Regions from separate parts of the Homo sapiens genome. Here region 1 is linked to region 2. The links are chromatin loops, found by intact Hi-C in ENCODE. Cell type or tissue: Caco-2. All regions are shown on one strand.

Region 1 (5,000 bases), 280 kb before region 2:
GAGGAGCCTCTACTGTTTGTGGCTTTGTTATATTTCTTGGATTTTGTAGTTTTTACCTTATTAAAATTTATAAGAATTTACTAAGCCATGTGACTGCTGTTTACAGTTTTCTTCCATCTGTATTCTATTTTACATTTAAAGAGGCTTTTTAAAAAGACAGAGAAGATCATTTTACATATTAATCCTTAATAATTCAGAAGGGCACAATGAAACTGCACTGAGATACTAATAGAAAATAAAAACAAACACGTTTTTCTTTTTCTTTTTTTTTGAGACCGAGTCTCACTCTGTCGCCCAGGCTGGAGTGCAGTGGCATGATCTCGGTTCACTGCAACCTCCGCCTCCTGGGTTCAAGCAATTCTCCTGCCTCAGCCTCCTGAGTAGCTGGGATTACAGGTAGGTGCCACCATGCCTGGCTAATTTTTGTATTTTTATAGATAACACGGTTTCACCATGCTGGCCAGGCTGGTCTCAAACTACTGACCTCAGTTGACCCTCCCGCTTCAGCCTCCCAAAGTGGTGTAATTACTGGTGTGAGCCATCGCTCCTGGCCTACATTTTTCTTTATGTGAAAAGAATCAAAGAACATCAATGTACTCTTTCTTGTTAATAGTTTCCAAAAAGTCATTTATTTGATGACTGGGTAGATCCCATTATTTAATTATTTTGAAAAGTACATATTTTATTTTATTCATGAGTCATGGTCATTTTAAGAGTTTGGATTTCACCTGAACAGAATTGTGGTTTATTTTAACATTCAATGAAATAATAGATCAATTCAACAAACTACACATTTCACACTTGCTTTGAGATAAATTGACCTTCACCGAATTAGCTTCTCTTCACAAGGTAACCTATATAAAAAATGCCAATTTGCATGAAGACCTTTTAAAAGACAGCAGGGGTTCAGTACAAGCTACTGAGAGTTTTCTTGTTCTCTAACAGAAATTCACTCAAGAATAATGAAAAGTGACTTTTTCATGCACCTTCCTTTATTTTCGTGCCTGAAATCACAGATTGTACACAAAGGGAATGTGCTAAGCTGAACATAGGCAAGAAACAGCAATGGCAGCAACAACAAAAGTTAGTGATGCATTGAAATCTATATATCGTTATGTAGTCCCTCCCCATATATATATACAGACATAGAAGGGACTACATAACGATATATAGATTGTATATATGTATATATATATATAGAGAGAGAGAGAGAGACAGATTTCTCTCTATTTCTTGATTATATATTATATAATATATAATATGCTATATTATATATTACATAATATGTAACATTCTATTTCTTGATTATATATTACATATATATATAATCAGCAAACTGCTATTCCCAGAAAAATTATTTAAGCAATACCTCTTTCACTTCCTTAAGAAAAAGCAATACTGGATTAGAAATATTTTTTAAAAATTAAACATTCTATGAAAGTGACCTGTGAATGCACAATCAGTGCTTTTTGCTCTTGTTATACATGCAAAGAGGTATGGAGAGTGCCAGTAGGTTTTAATGTATTTACAGCATTGAACATAAAGGTCAATCATCTAAAAAGAAAAAGGCATCAGCAGTTAGAAACTGCATTCCAATGCATAGATTTGCAGCCAAAGAATTTTATTATTAATGAGACACAAAGAGAGCAAATAATTTTCAGATGCAATTTATGAAGATTAGATATCATCTGTATAACAGAAAGAAGCAAAGATCAATATATTCACATTTTACTTGTTTTGCTGCTAAGCATGTCTGTCGATTTATTTTTGTAAATATTGTCTTTTTATTGTTATTACTTCTATGATCTACATTAACAAGGTTAGTAAAAAATCTTCCTGTCGATGGCGACTTTACTATAATATATATATATATGTAATTTTTTTTGAGACGCAGTCTTACTCTGCTGCCAGGCTGGAGTGCAATGGCACAATCTCGGCTCACTGCAACCTCCACCTGCCGGGTTCAAGCAATTCTTCTGCCTCAGCCTCCCGAGTAGCTGGGACTACAGGCACGTGCCACCATGCCCGGCTAATTTTTCATATTTTTAGTAGAGAGGGGGTTTCACCTTGCTGGCCATGCTGGTCTCAAACTCCTGACCTCGTGATCTGCCTGCCTTGGCCTCCCAAAGTGCTGGGATTACAGGCATGAGCCACCGCGCCCGGCCCTTTACACTATTTACTTACCATAATTTTTACATTCTAAGTATGAAGAATTCATTCTAGTTGAATTTTTCCCCCACTGGGTGTTAGATTCTTAGTTTTCCTCTAGATGGCGGAGTAGTATTCTAAATGTAAAAGATGTCCTTTGTGATAAACATTTTAAACATTTATGTTGTATTTGCCAGCCTGGTTGAAAAATATTTTTCCCCTTTTCTGCAGTTAAAACAGAGTACATTCATGTGGTATATTTTGAAATTGGCATATACAATGAAATAAGGAACAAGTAAGTGCAATATTTTTAAAGTTAATTAAGTGATAGCATATGGAAAAGTGTAGTAATGTTTGATATATTTACATTCACCAAATAACCTATAAACAGTCCAAGAGGCTTTAACATACCATATCTTACCCTCAAGAGTATTGCTTGGCATTCTGTTTTGCAGCTTTTAGTATTTGTCGCAGAGTTCCTGATGAAAGAACGCTAAGAAAAACCCCTTGTGGTAGTTTAGTGCAACTTGCGACAAGAGAATTTCCCATCAAACTTTCAGGACAAATATGTTGAAGAGCAGTTCTCAGTCTAAAATGGAGTTTCAGCAACACTGTTGTGAGCTCTTCCAAATGTCCTGTATTCCCTTTCTCCACATGTTCTCAAGCAATAAATTGAAGCAGCTTACAAACTATCTATTTCCTCTGCAAACACACAGGGTGGTTGCGATTCTGAATTAAGAGACTTACAAACTGAGGAAGCCTTTCAGTCTTTCCCCATTTCTAGCCTCATTGCCATAAGAGTATTTGTATGGCATTTACAGCTTCCAAGCAGCCATTTTTGGTATTTCGCTGATGGCATCATATGTGAATTTGATTTTTATGTGGAACATCTATATCTTCCCTGGTTTCCTATATAGAGCCCAAAATATAGAAGCACAAAGTATGACAGATAAACAACAGATTTAGTAAATAAGACAGTGGTATTAAACTTAATAAGAAGAGATAATGTCAAAGCTATCCTAGTATGATAAACGTATGAGATCTATAAAGAATAACGTCAACAAAACTTACTAAGAAGGGAACTATTGTTAATCTTTTCCTCCTGAGTCAAATATATCATTTCAGGTTTTCAGTACCTGGGACATGCAAGTAAAACAAGGGCAATAATTATTAATTGGGAGGGAGATAAGCAAGTATTTCTCACTAGAATCAAGTTAATTGTTGGAAAGCAGGCATTCCAGAGACAATTGCTTAAAATGCAATACTTTTGGCCTGGAATGTTGTACTCCCGTATGTCAGAGAGAAGACATTACTCAACTCTTCTTAACTTAATTCAATGAAAATATAATTTTATATAAATGTGAACTATTCTTCCTCTTTTGTGGAAATATAAAGGTAGGATTGCAATCCTACTTTATTCTTATCTTTATTCCAATGTTCTTATTGCTTAAGAAAGACTGGGACTTATTAAATGGAAAATGAAGAACATTTTGAAAAAATAGTATACAATGTGCTAATTTATCTAGTCAAATTATAAAAATAAAATTGTACGGTAAAGATACCATTTCAACAAATAAGATAAGAAGGCTTTTGCTTTAAATATTCAGATATCTAAGATTTAGCATTTGATTCTGATTATATTAAGAAAAATTCTTGTATTAGTCTGTTCTCATGCTGCTAATTACCACAGACTGGGTAATTATAAAGGGAAGAGGTTTAATGGACTCACAGTTCCACATGGCTGGGGAGGATATATTTATTTTGTTGCCATTATGTATTTAATTTTCAATTATTTATCCAAATCACATGCAATATTGTACAACCAATATTTTAGGCCTCACAATCATGGCGGATGGCAAAGGAGGAGCAAAGGCATATCTTACATGGCAGCAGACAAGAGAACATGTGCAGGGGAACTGCCCTTTATAAAACCATCAGATCCCAGGAGACTTATTCACTATCATGGGAACAGCATGGGAAAGACCCGCCCCCAAGATTCAATTACCTCCCACCGGGTCCCTCCCACAACACATGAGGATTATGTGAGCTACAATTAAAGATGAGATTTGGATAGAGACACAGCCAAATCATATTAATTCTCTATTCTCATCTTCATTTTACATATGCGTTGGGAATAGGCCCCCAAACTCTGGCCATAAGGGGCCCCAAAACTGGCCATAAACAAAATCTCTGCAGCACTGTGACATATTGGTGGCCATGATGCCCACACTGGAAGGTTGTGGGTTTACTGGAATGAGGGCAAGGAACACCCAGCCCACCCAGGGCAGAAAACTGCTTAAAGGCATTCTTAAACCACAAACAATAGCATGAGTGATCTGTGCCTTAAGGACATACTCCTGCTGTAGATAACTAGCCCAACCCATCCCTTTATTTCGGCCCATCCCTTTATTTCCCATAAAGAATACTTTTAGTTCAGCTATAATCTATAGAAACAATGCTTATCACTGGCTTGCTGTCAATAAATATGTGGGTAAATGTCTGTTCGAGGCTGTCAGCTCTGAAGGCTGTGAGACCCCTGATTTCCCACTCCACACCTCTATATATCTGTGTGTGTCTTGTAATTCCTCTAGTGCCACTGGGTTAGGGTCTCCCCTACCAATCTGGTCTCCACACATATGTAAGCATGAAAGTGATATATTTATTTTGTTTCCATTATGTATTTATTTTTCAATTATTTATCCAAATCACATGCAATATTATACAACCTATATTTCCTATATTTTAGGCTATGCTTTTAAAATGTATAAGTGTGTATTAACTATATAAGAATTTTCTTTTTAATTTTATTATTATTATACTTTAGGTTTTAGGGTACATGTGCACATTGTACA
Region 2 (5,000 bases):
TTCCTCCAGGTGGGCTCGTGGTCTCACTGGCTTCAGGAGTGAAGCTGCAGACCTTCGCGGTGAGTGTTACAGCTCATAAAAGCAGAGTGGACCCAAAGAGTGAGCAGTAGCAAGATTTATTGCAAAGAGCGAAAGAACAAAGCTTCCACAGTGTAGAAGGGGACCTGAGCAGGTTGCAACTGCTGGCTCTGGCAGCCTGCTTTTATTCTCTTATCTGCCCCCCGCCAACCCCCGCCATCCACATCCTGCTGATTGGTAGAGCCCAGTGGTCTGTTTTGACAGGGCACTGATTGGTGCTTTTACAAGCCCTGAGCTAGACACAAAGGTTCTCCCCTTCCCCACCAGATTAGCTAGATACAGAGTGTGGACACAAAGGTTCTCCAAGGCCCCACCAGAGTAGCTAGATACAGAGTGTCGATTGGTGCATTTACAAACCCTGAGCTGGACACAGGGTGCTGATTGGTGTGTTTACAAACCTTGAGCTAGATACAGAGTGCCGACTGGTGAATTTACAATCCCTGAGCTAGACATAAAGGTTCTCTACGTCCCCACCAGACTCAGGAGCCCAGCTGGCTTCACCCAGTGGATCCCGCACCGGGGCTACCGGTGGAGCTGCCTGCCAGTCCCGTGCCCTGCGCCCGCACAATTCAGCCCTTGGGTGGTTGATGGGACTGGGCGCTGTGGAGCAGGGGGCGGCGATCATCGGGGAGGCTCCGGCCGCACAGGAGCCCACGGAGGGGATGGGAGGCTCAGGCATGGCGGGCTGCAGGTCCCAAGCCCTGCCCCGCGGGAAGGCAGCTAAGGACCGGCGTGAAATCAAGTGCAGCGCCGGTGGGCTGGCACTGCTTGGGGACCCAGTACACCCTCCGCAGCTGCTGGCCTGGGTGCTAAGCCCCTCATTGCCCGGGGCGGCAGGGCGGGCCGGCTGCTCCGGGTGCGGGGCCGGCCAAGCCCACGCCCACCCGGAACTCCAGCTGGCCAGCAAGCGCCTGGGGCAGCCCGGGTTCCCGCTCACGCCTCTCCCTCCACACCTCCCTGCAAGCTGAGGGAGCCGGCTCCGGCCTTGGCCAGCCGAGAAAGGGGCTCCCACAGTGCAGTGGTGGGCTGAAGGGCTCCTCAAGTGCCTCCAAAGTGGGAGCCCAGGCAGAGGAGGCGCCCAGAGCGAGCGAGGGCTCTGAGGACTGCCAGCACGCTGTCACCTCTCAATAATACAAAACTCCTTCACTTGCTTCATTTCCATAGGGATATGACAATAGTTCTAAATCTTATTTTAAATCACAACGAAAAATCTTTGGACTTCAGTTTTTCATTACTTCAAAAATTATGTATTCAATAAATATTTGCAGGCCAAGCATGGCGGCTTACACATAGAATCCCAGCACTTCGGAAGGCTGAGGCAGGAGTGTTGCTTCAGATTAGTAATTCAAGATCAGCCTGGGCAACATAGGCAGAATTCATCTGAAAAAAAAAAAAAAAGAAAAGAAAAGAGAGAGAGAGAGAAAGAGAGAGAAAGGGAGGAAGGAAGGAAGAGAGGGAGGGAAGGGTTAGCCTAGTCTGGTGGCATACACCTATAGTCCTAGCTACTTGAGAGGCTTGAGGTAGGAGAATTGTTCGAGTCCAGAAATTTGAGGGTACAGTGAGCTACGATCATGTCACTGCACTCCAGCCTGAGTGACAGAGCAAAACCCTGTCTCTAAAAAAAAATGCAAAATAAATAGTTAAGTTTTAATTAAATGAATGAGTAATTTCTAGTATTTCTATATGTTTACTATTATTATATGAGTTAAAGACCAGATATTATTTCCCACCATAACTATTGAAAGTGAAACTTTTAATTGGTTCATATATATAACAGATATCTTTGGTCTATCTTTTTAGGACATTTAGATCTGCAATTTATTAAATATGTGATAATGGCCAGTTGCTAAACCTCCCTTAATTCAAAATTTCATATATAAAATTTTGAAAAATAGCACCTAAGATTAGTAACTATTTTTAAATAATAAAATCAAATTGACTAATGCATATAAGAGCTTAACAAGTTAATTAATTTTCCATTCATTCATTTCTTTGTGAAAGAACTAGAAAATGATGTTATACCAGGTATGAGCTAGGAAAGAATTCTCATGTTTTAGTATATTTGCATTCTCAAAGGTTCTTCAATTTAAATTAGACATATGCTATCATTTTACAGTGACATAAAACAGGTATAGAAGAATCACATGCAAGGAAAAATAATGTGACTTGCATGTTAGCATTTAATCTTGCCACTTTTTTACATTCTCTGTCAATATATCTTCACATTTAAGAAACAGTTGTGTTTGGGGGTTTTGGGTGGTTTTAGTCTACCAGGCAACTTCTCCCTATAGGTTTGATCCACATCAAAGTTGAATCTCAGATACCATCTAGTGTTCAAGCAGTTTATTCTGGCAGCACCCAGAAGATGCATAGCAGGAGCAGACCGGCAACATAAGCCAGGTACAGTCAGGGGTTCAGATGACTAACTGTCAGGAGAGTCTCTGTCTGGAGACCAATTTCAGAGTTTGGGTAACACTTTCCCCTTTCTTTTACCTGTATTCAGTCCAGGTCAGTTACCAGGTATTTCTGTCATAAAGGGAATCTAAGCTCTTCTTGCAAGGATAGCTTTGTGAGCTTCTGTGCTAAGATCATTCGTGAAAAGTTCTGGAGAAGCCACAATTGGATGTGGAATATCTGGCCACCTGAAGCAACAAAAGGCAATAGGCATGCTAGGGTTTGGAAAACACTATTACATAGAAAGGCAAAAGAAGTTGAACAGGGTTGATGGCAGCAGGTTGGAGTTGTCTTGACTGCACAGAAATGGCAGACCAGTGTGGAGCACAAAGACCAGGTGGTTTCAGAACTTCATAGTAAGGTCTGGAAACACTATGCACTGGAGGTGATGTCACAGATGCAAAGCTTGCTTGTGGAGATTGACCAATCAAACCAAAGTTTCAGGTCTTGTCCATTCCAGAATACTGCCAAGTACAACTGAGATGCCAAGTGTTTACAGGCATACAGGCCATAGAAATGATGCTGTAGGTGGTCCAAGAAAATACTGGGCAAATACACCAGTAAAATTCTTGCCAGGCAGTGATGAAGTTGGGGTTAGTAGGACAAGCGGTGCAACCATCCTGGGCACAGCACGGATGATAGCAGTAAAGGTATCTTCCAACAGGTAGAAAGTCTGTGCTTAATATTCATCATGCACGTGACAAAGCAAGGGACCTGGCAATGCTGGATAAGTGTGGAGGTACACTGGTAGTGACCTCCCTGAAGTGAATTTGTGAGGACAAGGCATAGAAGTGATTGTTCATGAAGCAGCTCCTTGCAGATGGGAAAGACCTGAGCTGGGGTTACGAGCTGCATGAATGTAGAAAAAGCTCTTTGCCTGTAAAGTTGCTACAACATTGGAAGAGTCTGAATAAAAGCTAAGAAGAAAGATGAGGGAGTGTCTGTGGAAGCTGATCAGAAGGGAATCTTTGCTATGTGCTGGTGTGTTGGAAGAAAGTGGAATTTTTGTAAGCAGAGATGAAGGCACATGACACAGGGAGGCCAAATATGGTTAAGCAACCAGTGTTATTAGCCCACAGCATCATTCACCTGGTAGAGTCTGAGGGGAGGGAAAGAAGTAACCATGATGTCCCAGTTTCCACGTATCACAAGAATGACACAGGCATCAGGGATATGGTGCTGTGAGGTCTGTATTGCAGCAAGTGCCTTCCTCCACTAGTAATTGTTAGCATTTTGCCAACCCAGTGGTGGGGGCCCCACAGGGTAAACAATCAAAGTGAAAAGATCAGTTCAATCTGGGCAAAACTCTCCTAAGTAACACAGTAGAATTCTATCAGTGCAGGGCCGACAAGGGGACACTGCCAAGTCAGGCCACTCCGGAAGGGGCTTCGGGAGATGAATCTACAGAAGGTCTGATTGGTCCCAGTGCAGAAGCATGGCAATGGTGTTTGAGAGTTGGTAATTGGGACAGTATATGGGAACACAACTCATGAGCTTCCTGATAGTAGGAGTGGGAGCACAGGGCAGGGTACGACTTTCAAGAGTGGAGATGTAATCATGCTGATATTTTAGTAAGATGAGCAGAGCCTTGTCTTCACTGATCAGTTATTGAATTTTTGGTGGTAATGACCCAAAGGGTACTCATTGGCACAGGGGAGGCAGTTGCTGATCTGGGGTTTGTGGCAGATGAGGTGAAATTAGTAGTAACCAAACCACAAAGTGGAAGGCCCCTACAGAAAGGTTCCCAATGTTGAGCATTGTGCAGAGTGTTATCATCACAATTGTTCCACAGCCCACAGAAGAGGAGGCTCAGAAGGAAAAATGCTAATAAGCAAAAGCAGTGGTGTCAATAGCAAGAGCAAGGATATGTCTATCTACGGGTCCAAATATTATTTGCCCATGTTAACTTACTGTGATAAACAAAGGTCAGGCAATGAGCTTCTAAGAATTTTAGGCTCAATGTGTTCCCGTGGCTGCCAGTAATTGGCTTGCTTTCAATAAGAGTTGATTCCAGAGTTGGTTTTCAGAGGACTTTGCATGGCAGCAACGTGGTGGGCACCATATCTGGAGGTAGAATCGTGTAGGGTGGCCAGTAGCACGTTCATTCTGGTAGTAACATTAACTGGAGGAAGAGAGTTAAGGAGCCTTTGAAGGGATGCTGTGTCCATGGGAGGGTGGCCCAAAGTTGTGGGGAGCATCCCCAAGGGGACAGACAAGGGGAAACATTAGTTGAGGGCCCCTGTCCTGGGGCCAGCAACAACAGCTGTGGCAACATCAAAATCCAGTTGTTCCACATTGGGATAGGCAGGGCAGAGTAAAGGACAAGGCAGAAAGTTTGAAAATACAACAAGTCCTTGGAGATGAGGAGTAGCAGGCCCCAGTGTGTAGCTGTTAATATGGGCCAACACCAGGAGCAGATGTTGGTCAAGAATGAGTCCAGCAGCCAGCTTATTCTCGAAGAAGGACCT

The links. A loop is a pair of places that touch in the nucleus more often than their neighbours do. Peaks named below come from ENCODE experiments on the same cell type or tissue, not always from the same donor. Only the 100,000 strongest peaks of a DNase experiment are listed, where the experiment ranks them.
Region 1: it touches region 2 in a loop (17-fold over the local background); 2 of 110 quality-filtered maps call a loop at or near these places.

The regions. Positions count from the first base shown.
Region 1 is chr13:81,059,144-81,064,143 of GRCh38, forward strand. No RefSeq gene overlaps it. Among named protein-coding and RNA genes, the nearest start is that of LINC00377, 43 kb to the left of the region's middle. In Caco-2, a CTCF peak has its summit at 2,544; no DNase peak of the experiment used is centred here.
Region 2 is chr13:81,340,131-81,345,130 of GRCh38, forward strand. No RefSeq gene overlaps it. Among named protein-coding and RNA genes, the nearest start is that of LINC00564, 120 kb to the left of the region's middle. In Caco-2, no CTCF peak of the experiment used is centred here; no DNase peak of the experiment used is centred here.